Regions from separate parts of the Homo sapiens genome. Here region 2 is linked to region 1. Evidence: read pairs that join two places in POLR2A ChIA-PET (ENCODE). Cell type or tissue: Caco-2. All regions are shown on one strand. Each heading gives the region's core, and the rest is flanking DNA. Links, peaks and the distances in the headings are about the cores only.

What was found. Peaks named below come from ENCODE experiments on the same cell type or tissue, not always from the same donor. Only the 100,000 strongest peaks of a DNase experiment are listed, where the experiment ranks them.
Region 2: POLR2A ChIA-PET joins it to region 1 with 5 read pairs; 2 of 35 experiments call an interaction of 5 or more read pairs at or near these places.

Annotation. Positions count from the first base shown.
Region 1 is chr4:174,680,564-174,684,563 of GRCh38, forward strand. GLRA3 (glycine receptor alpha 3) reads right to left here. Exons shown (of 10, transcript NM_006529.4): 6 at 2,239-2,376. Among named protein-coding and RNA genes, the nearest start is that of GLRA3, 150 kb to the right of the region's middle. In Caco-2, for the core only: no CTCF peak of the experiment used is centred there; no DNase peak of the experiment used is centred there.
Region 2 is chr4:174,381,256-174,386,150 of GRCh38, forward strand. The region is part of intron 2 of LOC105377547 (a long non-coding RNA gene); the gene reads left to right. Among named protein-coding and RNA genes, the nearest start is that of MIR4276, 40 kb to the right of the region's middle. RefSeq lists enhancers at 1,319-1,966, 1,967-2,613. In Caco-2, for the core only: no CTCF peak of the experiment used is centred there; DNase peaks (open chromatin) are centred at 2,136 and 2,666.

The DNA of each region.
Region 1 (4,000 bases), core at 1-4,000:
AGCAAGAGCAAAGGCCCTGAGACAGACAGAGATGAGTTTGGTGTATATAAGCAAGCAAGTCATTGTGGCAGGGTATTACGGAGCAAGGGGAAGAGAGGTAAAAGATTTTGGAGAAATTATTAGAAGGAGACAGATCATAGGATGCTGTAGCACATAACTAATAAATACTTCAGGATAGTGAAAATAAAACTGAATAAATCCTCTAATTTTGTGCAATTAATTTGTGTATGAAAACATTTTTAACTTAAGTATATTTCATTTTCTGGGGGGAAAGGGTATTTTATAAATGTGGTTCTTAGGTAACCTACTATTGTTGTTTGTTGTATTTTCACAAGCAACATAAAAGGTATATGTGGTATCTAGGCCTATTATTGGAAAACAAAAGATTCTTGTGTAATGTAAAAGCAAATATGAAATGGAGTCTGGGATCTGAAGCAAATTAACCACATACTTGAATGAGGACTCTATGAGATGCTTTTATTCTCTACATAATTTGGGCACGTTATTTTGCTTCTGGACAGTACAGTGCTTCTAGAATGTAAAGTTGTAAGATCTCTACGATACCACCCAAGATGTCCCATTCCTTGCTTATAGTAGGCATTCATAAATGTAAGTTCTTTTCCTTTAAGCTGTAATAGCTCATTTGATAACTCAAGGAAGTATGCAAACTTACTTTACACTAAGGAAGTGTCTTGAGACCCTCTATCATAAAAATTCATCCCTAATTGATGTTTATAACTTCACCTCTTGTTCTGGATTAAATGATATCTCCCTAAGATTCATGTCCACCCAGAATGTGTGAATGTGAACTGACTTGAAAATAAAGTATTTGCAGATACAATCAAGTTAAAATGAAATTGTCCTGGATAAGAGGGGGTCCCAAATCCAACATTACTTATGTCCTTATAGAAAGAGGGAAATTTGGACATGGAAACACAGACACACAGGGGAATCCCATGTGACTCTGGAGGCAGAGACTGAAATGATGCATCTGCAAGCTGAGAAACAAGGTTTTCCAGAAATAGGTAGTCAGGAAGAGACAGGGAACAACTCTTCCCTAAAGCTTTGAGGGAAAGCACGGCCCTGCTGACACCTTGAATTTTGGACTCCTACCCTCCAGAACTGCGAGAGAACACATTTCTGTTGTTTTAAGACACCGTTTGTGATAGGTTATTATGGCAGCCCTAGAAAACTAATATACCTCCCTAAGCCAACTCTAGGGGATTTTTAGCATCTGTCTAAGGGAACTGAGCAAGGACAGTGCTATTGACTTGCCTGCTCTTTATCTTTGTGTTGAGATGTTAAACTTGAACTCCCTAATAAGTTAGATATCAGCTTCATCTCTGAGTTAAAAGGAAAATGGTAGTGACTTTTTGATCCGATATTGTGAATTTGCTAAGGAGATAAGAGAGACTAGGGACTTTGAATAGTGAAAGGTCACAGCACAGTTCTGGAAAATGCTGAGTCCACGATGAATCATAGTTACTGTAATGAAATGATAAGAACAGAAGCTGATGCTAGTGGGAGGTCATGTACTCACCACAATGGAGTGATGCCTCAATCATGGGCTGTTTAATGGCATTCAGAGAATTCCATTACTTTCTAACTGTATGTATACATTCTAACTGTATAGTTAGAATACGTCTTATGGAAATAGCCCATGTTAGTTAAAGCAACTGAACAGAATTTGCCGATGTACAAATATCACATTGAGTCTCTCAATTCTTAGTGTTGAGAACTATATCTGATATTTATCTCAAGTGTCTTAGTGTGAATAGTAGATGCTTAGGTAAAAATACACTGAAATGCACGAAAATATGACAAAGGGAAAAATTAGGCAACAAAGCTTTTTTCTTTTTTAAAAAATGCAATTTAAAAAAAAATGTTCTTAACAGATACAGTGTTTACTGCCCAAGAATGGTTAAAAACACATTTTATTGTTCACAGAAATTAAAGGAATAGTTTTGGAAACATTATTACTATGTAATTATGAGCTTTTCATTAAAAATTATTTAAAGATAATTGAACACCAAGCATTACTTTCGTCTCATACAGACCAATTATTTAACAATATGCAATGAATCAAAGTATTCATAGGTTTCAAATGCATCCATTTTCTGCTATATAAGAAAAACATTGATCTATGAACAGTTAAATAACTTAGCATTATAATGAAGAAACATCTGGATATCATAAAACCACAAGTAGTAAGTGTAAAGAACACTACTCAACCCCTACCTGTATTGTAATGTTTAGTGCAGTATCGTAAATCTTTTTCTTCTTTCAACAGAAACTGGGGCAAAGTGAGTCCTTCTGCCACTTGTACGGGTGCCTCATCTTGCCATTCAAAAATGAGATCATTCATTGTGTACCCAACTAGGCAAAACATAATAAAAATATGAATAGTCTAAAAAGGGCATTCAAAGAAAAGAAATGCAAATTACTTTATAGTCACATAGGATGAGAAGACCAAACAGTGTCATCTTATAGTAACTCTGTGGATGGAGCTATTCATTGCCCAATTCCGTTTCATAAATGTCTGTTGAAGTCTATTCACGTGGAACTCCCACCAAATAATATGAGAAAACAAAATGGACTCATTAAAAGTATACCATGGCATGTCAAAACTTGAAGGGGCATGCATATACATTCTTTCCTTGGGATGGGTAGCTACTAGATTAATTTTGTAATTTTCATTTTGATTTCATTCCATCTGGTTTCTCCTTACTTTCTTTCAAATTATTCAGGACTTTCTCAATAAAAACTGAAATTGTCACTCGTTAGAAAATGACTTTTTTTTTTTTTGAGACGGAGTCTCACTCTGTCACCCAGGCTGGAGTGCAGTGGTGTGATCTCAGCTCACCGCAACCTCAGCCTCCTGGGTTCAAGTGATTCTTGTGCCTCAGCCTCCCGAGTAGCTGGGACTACAGGCACATGCCACCATGCCCTGCTAATTTTTGTATTTTTAGTAGAGACGGGGTTTTACCATATTGGCCAGGCTGGTCTCAAACTCCTGACCTCATGATCTGCCTGCCTTGGCCTCCCAAAGTGCTGGGATTACAGGCGTCAGCCACCGCGCCCAGACAGAAAAATGACTTAAACTTAGTGTAAGAATAAATGTCAGAAATCTCTTAATTATATACAGATTGCTCAAGGATTTAGGCATGTTAATTTTACTTCTGCTGTGTTTTGAATCTCTCCAGAGTTGCATGTAGATAGCATTTATTTCTGTGCACTTAAACCCATTTAGAAAATATCTACAAAGCAAAAATGGAGAGGAAATAGAAATTGATTTTTTCGTGAAGATTTTGATACACATTTCATCATTTAATGATTCACCAATTTCTTAGATTAATTTGAATTAAGTACTTAATTCAAAGAGAGGGTAGCATTCATTATTGATATATATGGGCTTTTAAAATTTCCATCCTTTATAAATAGTCAAGGTTTGGGCCAGACACATTATATTTTTATCATGGAAAAATTTCAACTCCTTAAGCCATAATGTTGAATAGAATTGGAGTATTTTCTTTAGAATTTCTTGAACAGGCAAATGAAAGCTTATTATAGAACTCATGTATTTTCTTTTCTCTTTGGAACATCTACACCAGTATATTGCTGGCAGCTATTGTATTTTAAAAAAAAGTATATTTTCACTACCATAAAGGATTCTCTTTTTCCCCCTCATGAAAATAAATAACAACTTGGGGTTAAAAAAAAAAGAAAAAGAAAATGACTTAAACTATAACATTTGTGGGGGAAAAGTACTACCACATAATGCCTCCTTGATTTAATCATTAAACATGGGACAGTTTGTGGAAGTGGAAACCTTTGCACATAATATCAGGGAATTCAGGATAGAATTGATTAATGGATTTTGTAATAGGTCAGCAGCCTTTAGTAAACTAAAATTTCATATTTCTATATGGGAGGTATCTAAGAACTGCAGATTTTTATCTTCTCCTTCCCTCTGAGTGAGAAGCTATTGAAATGTATGTTT
Region 2 (4,895 bases), core at 406-4,405, 300 kb before region 1:
TTATTCAGGAGTAGCATTGCAATGGGAATATGCATAACATGTAAATTATGTGCATATTCCAAGAGGTTGAGGCAATGGGGAGTTTTTAAAGGCAAATGAGGAGGATTACCTATGTTTTCTTGTTTGTTGTTTTGTTTTTAAATCAATCATCCTTGGCTACAAAGATCAATAACAAGGGCAAATCAGTCCAAGGTTAAACAGAAAGTTGCTGGGCAGACGCCCTTGCAGAAGCATTTACTGGACAAGGTTGTGGTGACCTTTGTGCAAGGTTGTGGTTTTTGCAGTCTGTTTTGATAGTTTTGTTATCAGGCAAACATGCATGAGAGCCCTCCCTTCATGGCCTTCCTCAGGTCCATTTTGTCAGGGCATGACACAAGTAACTCCATTTTGATTCTGACAGCTTTGACAGCCTTGTGAACTCTTGCTTCCTTGGCCTCCTTGAACTCTCAGCTCCATCTCCTCAACTCAGGGAAGTCAATGGACTTCTCCTAGGTTCTTCATCTTTTTCTATTTTGTGCTGCTATAACAAAATACAAGAGACTGGGTAATTTATAAAGAAAAAATTAATTTTCTCACAGTTCTGGAAGCTGAAAAATCCAAGATCAAGGCACTAGCAGGTTTGGTTGTCTGGCGAGGGTTGCTCTCTGCTTCCAAGATAGTTCTTTGTTGCTGCATTTTCTGGAGGGGAGGAAAACTGTCTTCTCACATGTATGGTAGAAGGTGGAGGGGCAAGTGTGAAGCATCTTTTATAAGGGCCATAATCCCACTCTCAAGGGAGGAGCTCTCATGACCTAATTGCATGTTAAAAGCTCCACCTTTTAATACTCTCACATTGGCCAGTAAGTTTTAACACCTAAATTTTGGAGAGTACACATTCAAACCATTGCACCCACCCTGCACTGCAGCCTGCAAACTCTTTAGGCGGTGAGCTGATCCAACTGCAGGGCTCACATCGTTTGCTTTCCTTGTCTCAGGAATTGCAGTCCTGTGCTACCAGTATCTACAAGCCATTGTTTTATGTCTTGTCCATTTTTATGGTTGTTTCACATGGAAGGGTAAATTAAGTCCCTGTTATTCCATCATGGCAGGAAGTGGAAGTTTGAAAGACTGATAAAACACCTGTGTGGCTAGAATTACATGTTGCCAGATGAGACCAGAGGAGTAGACTGGCAGCAAGCAGATTTTCCAGTTTGAAAAATATTAATGTATCTTTTTCTCTTTGCCTTTTCATGTACACAATGTGTAGATGCTAGCATAAGGCACCTGTTTACTTGGAGCGGGGGATGTGACATAGAAGAGACACAGAAGCATCCTTATGTTATTATTATTATTATTATTATTATTATTATTATTATTATTATTTGAGACACAGTCTGATTCTGTCACCCAGGCTGGAGTGCAGTGGTGCAATCTCAGTTCATTGCAACCTCCACCTCCCAGGTTCAAGCAATTCTCTTGCCTCAGCCTCCCGAGTAGCTGGGACTACGCGTGCCCGCCACCACGCCTGGTAATTTTTGTATTTTTAGTAGAGATGGGGTTTCACCATGTTGTCCAGGTTGGTCTTGAACTCCTAACCTAAAGTGATCCACCCGCCTTGGCCTCCCAAAGTGCTGGGATTACAGGCGTGAGCCACCATGCTCAGCCTGCTATCTTGATATTGAGGGTACAAGGTGAACTGGGAGACCTGGAGAGCCTAGCATGGTGCAAAGAGGGCATGGTACCTGGGGATTTGGTGTGGTCAAGGCTAGCAGAAAGGAAAGGTGATGGGAAGAATGTGGGGAAAAGAAAGAGAGATCAGATTATTACTGTGTCTGTGTAGAAAGAAGTAGACATAAGAGACTCCATTTTGTTCTGTACTAAGAAAAATTCTTCTGCCTTGAGATGCTGTTAATCTGTAACTCTACCCCCAACCCTGTTCTCCCTGAGACATGTGCTGTGTCCACTCAGGGTTAAATGGATTAAGGGCTGTGCAGGATGTTCGTTGTTAAACAAATGCTTGAAGGCAGCATGCTTGTTAAGAGTCATCACCACTCCCTAATCTCAAGTACCCAGAGACACAAAACACTGCGGAAGGCCACAGGGACCTCTGCCGAGGAAAGCCAGGTATTGTCCAAGGTTTCTCCCCATGTGATAGTCTGAAATATGGCCTCGTGGGAAGGGAAACACCTGACTGTCCCCCAGCCTGACACCAGTAAAGGGTCTGTGCTGAGGAGGGTTAGTAAAAGAGGAAGGAACGCCTCTTTGCAGTTGAGATAAGAGGAAGGCATCTGTCTCCTGCTCCTCCCTGGGCAATGGAATGTCTCGGTGTAAAGTCCAATTGTATATTCCATCTACTGAGATAGGGGAAAACTGCCTTAGGGCTGGAGGTGGGACATGCTGGCAGCAATACTGCTCTTTAAGGCATTGAGATGTTTATGTATATGCACATCAAAAGCACAGCACTTTTTTCTTTACCTTGTTTATGATGCAGAGACATTTGTTCACGTGTTTACCTGCTGATCTTCTCTCCACTATTATCCTATTGTCCTGCCACATCCCCCTCTCTGGGAAATGCCCGATAATGATCAATAAATAGTAAGGGAACTCAGAGGCCGGTGTCAGCGTGGGTCCTCCGTATGCTGAATGCTGGTCTCCTGGGCCCATTTTTCTTTCTCTATACTTTGCCTCTGCATCTGTTTATTTTCCAAGTCTCTCTTTCCACCTAATGAGAAACGCCCACAGGTGTGGAGGGGCAACCCATCCCTTCAGAAGAGTAGCACTTTATGATCACTACTGGGAGGGTCCCAGAACAACCACTTCATGCATAGGCCAGCCAGGACCCACAGAACTCTGGGGAGTTTCAAACAGTCTTATTTCTCCGTCCTCCAGCAGCATGAGATCTTGTGTTATCTTTACTTTTCTCATAAACTTCATTGTCACCTAGGAGGAAGGTTAAGAGAGGGGACAGAACTCTGATTTTGGATTTTCCTGGCTCATTTAAATAGCCTAAATTACTTAGAGACTGTTTAAAGGGGCATGCACCAAAATTTCTCCATCTTTTGACTTACCAGATTCTTTTTCCTCTGATACTTCTCAGAATGAGGTCTTTTAAGTAAATGAGGTCTTTTATGGTCTTTTAAGTAAATGAGGTCTTTTACTGATGAGGTCTTTGAAGACCAGAACAGTAAATAAAAAATAAAGGAGGTTTTTTATATTTTTATTTTATTTTATTTTTTACACATCTGAATGTTGTGTGAGTAAATCTGCAACCTCACCATAAAGTTAAGAATTTCTGTTTTAGGGCCAGGCACGGTGGCTCACGCCTGTAATCCCAGCACTTTGGGAGGCCGAGGCGGGCGGATCACGAGGTCAGGAGATGGAGACCATCCTGGCTAACATGGTGAAACCCCGTCTCTACTAAAAATACAAAAAATTAGCCAGGCGTGGCGGCGGGCGCCTGTAATCCCAGCTACTCTGGAGGCTGAGGTGAGAGAATGGCGTGAACCCGGGAGGCGGAGCTTGCAGTGAGCCGAGATGGTGCCACTGCACTCCGGCCTGGGCGACAGGGCGAGACTCCATATCTCAAAAAAAAAAAAAAAATTCTGTTTTAATAATGGAGAGTCAGTTATGTTTTTTAAGCATAGGTAGTTGGTATGAGGGACAGGATCATATTGGTGTTTTCAAAATTTCAAAGTTAATTTCAAAAGTTCACTCAGCCAAAGTAAGTGAACTATTAAAGCTTAGAGATCTTTCAGAGACTATTATAGTACCAAATGCCAAAACTGATTGAAAATACTCAGATTTTAAGAAAATATTTTATGATAATCTGTAGTATGTATTTATATAAATATTTATTTATTTGTATGTATTTTTGTATCTGTAGAGTTTACCACTATTCCAAGGCACCTAGATGACCATGCTACTAATATAATAATGTTAGAAGAAAGGCAAATCTAATTTTTATAAATGCTAACCCATTTTGAATTCAAACCACTATTTTTTAAAATTTCTCATCTCTTTTCAGTGGAAGAACCACCTAGTCCAAGAAATTTTAAAAAAAAATTACAATAGTTATTTTTACCACGTGTATCAAAGTGCATTGCCTAAGGCCATGTACTCTTTCAGGAAGTGAAAATCCATAAAAATAATTCTATACTAAGAGGTATGTCACCATTCTTTCTCAGGCCAGAGGCTCCATCCTTACCTTGGGCATTCCCAAGTGTCCAATCTGATTGTTAATAACTGTCACAATTTATGAAGTTCTTTGAATATGCCTTATCTGGATGGTTGGTAAATCAGAATAATAAGGATATTTGGCCCTTGAATTAATTAGTAGGTGCTTGATTTGACTAATCTCTTTTAGTCCCTACTTTAGCTGGTACTATCTTGTAAATCTTACTTATGGAAATGGCTGACACAAAGTTTTCTAGTAATTTTGCTTCTTGTTACCAAATGTATTAGTCCTGTCTTATGCTGCTAATAGAGACCTACCTGAGACTAGGTAATTTATAAAGGCAAGAGGTTTAATTGACTGACAGTTCGGCATGGCTGGGGAGGCCTCAGGAAACAAACAATCATGGCAGAAGGGGAAGCAAACACATCCTTCTTCATATGGCAGCAAGAAGGAGAAGTGCCAAGCAAAGTGAGAAAAGCCTCTTATAAAACCATCAGATCACATGAGAACTCACTACCATGAGGACAGCATGGGGGTAACCACCCCCATGATTCAATTACCTCCCACCAGGACCCTCCCATGACATGTGGGGATTATGGGAACTACAGTTCAAGAGGAAATTTGGGTGGGGACACAGCCAAATCGTATCACCAGTGATCCCTTTTCTCATGTACCTAATGCAGGAAGAAAATTGAGGTTTTACATTCTGAAGTGCTATTCCATCTTTAAAAATCGGAACTTT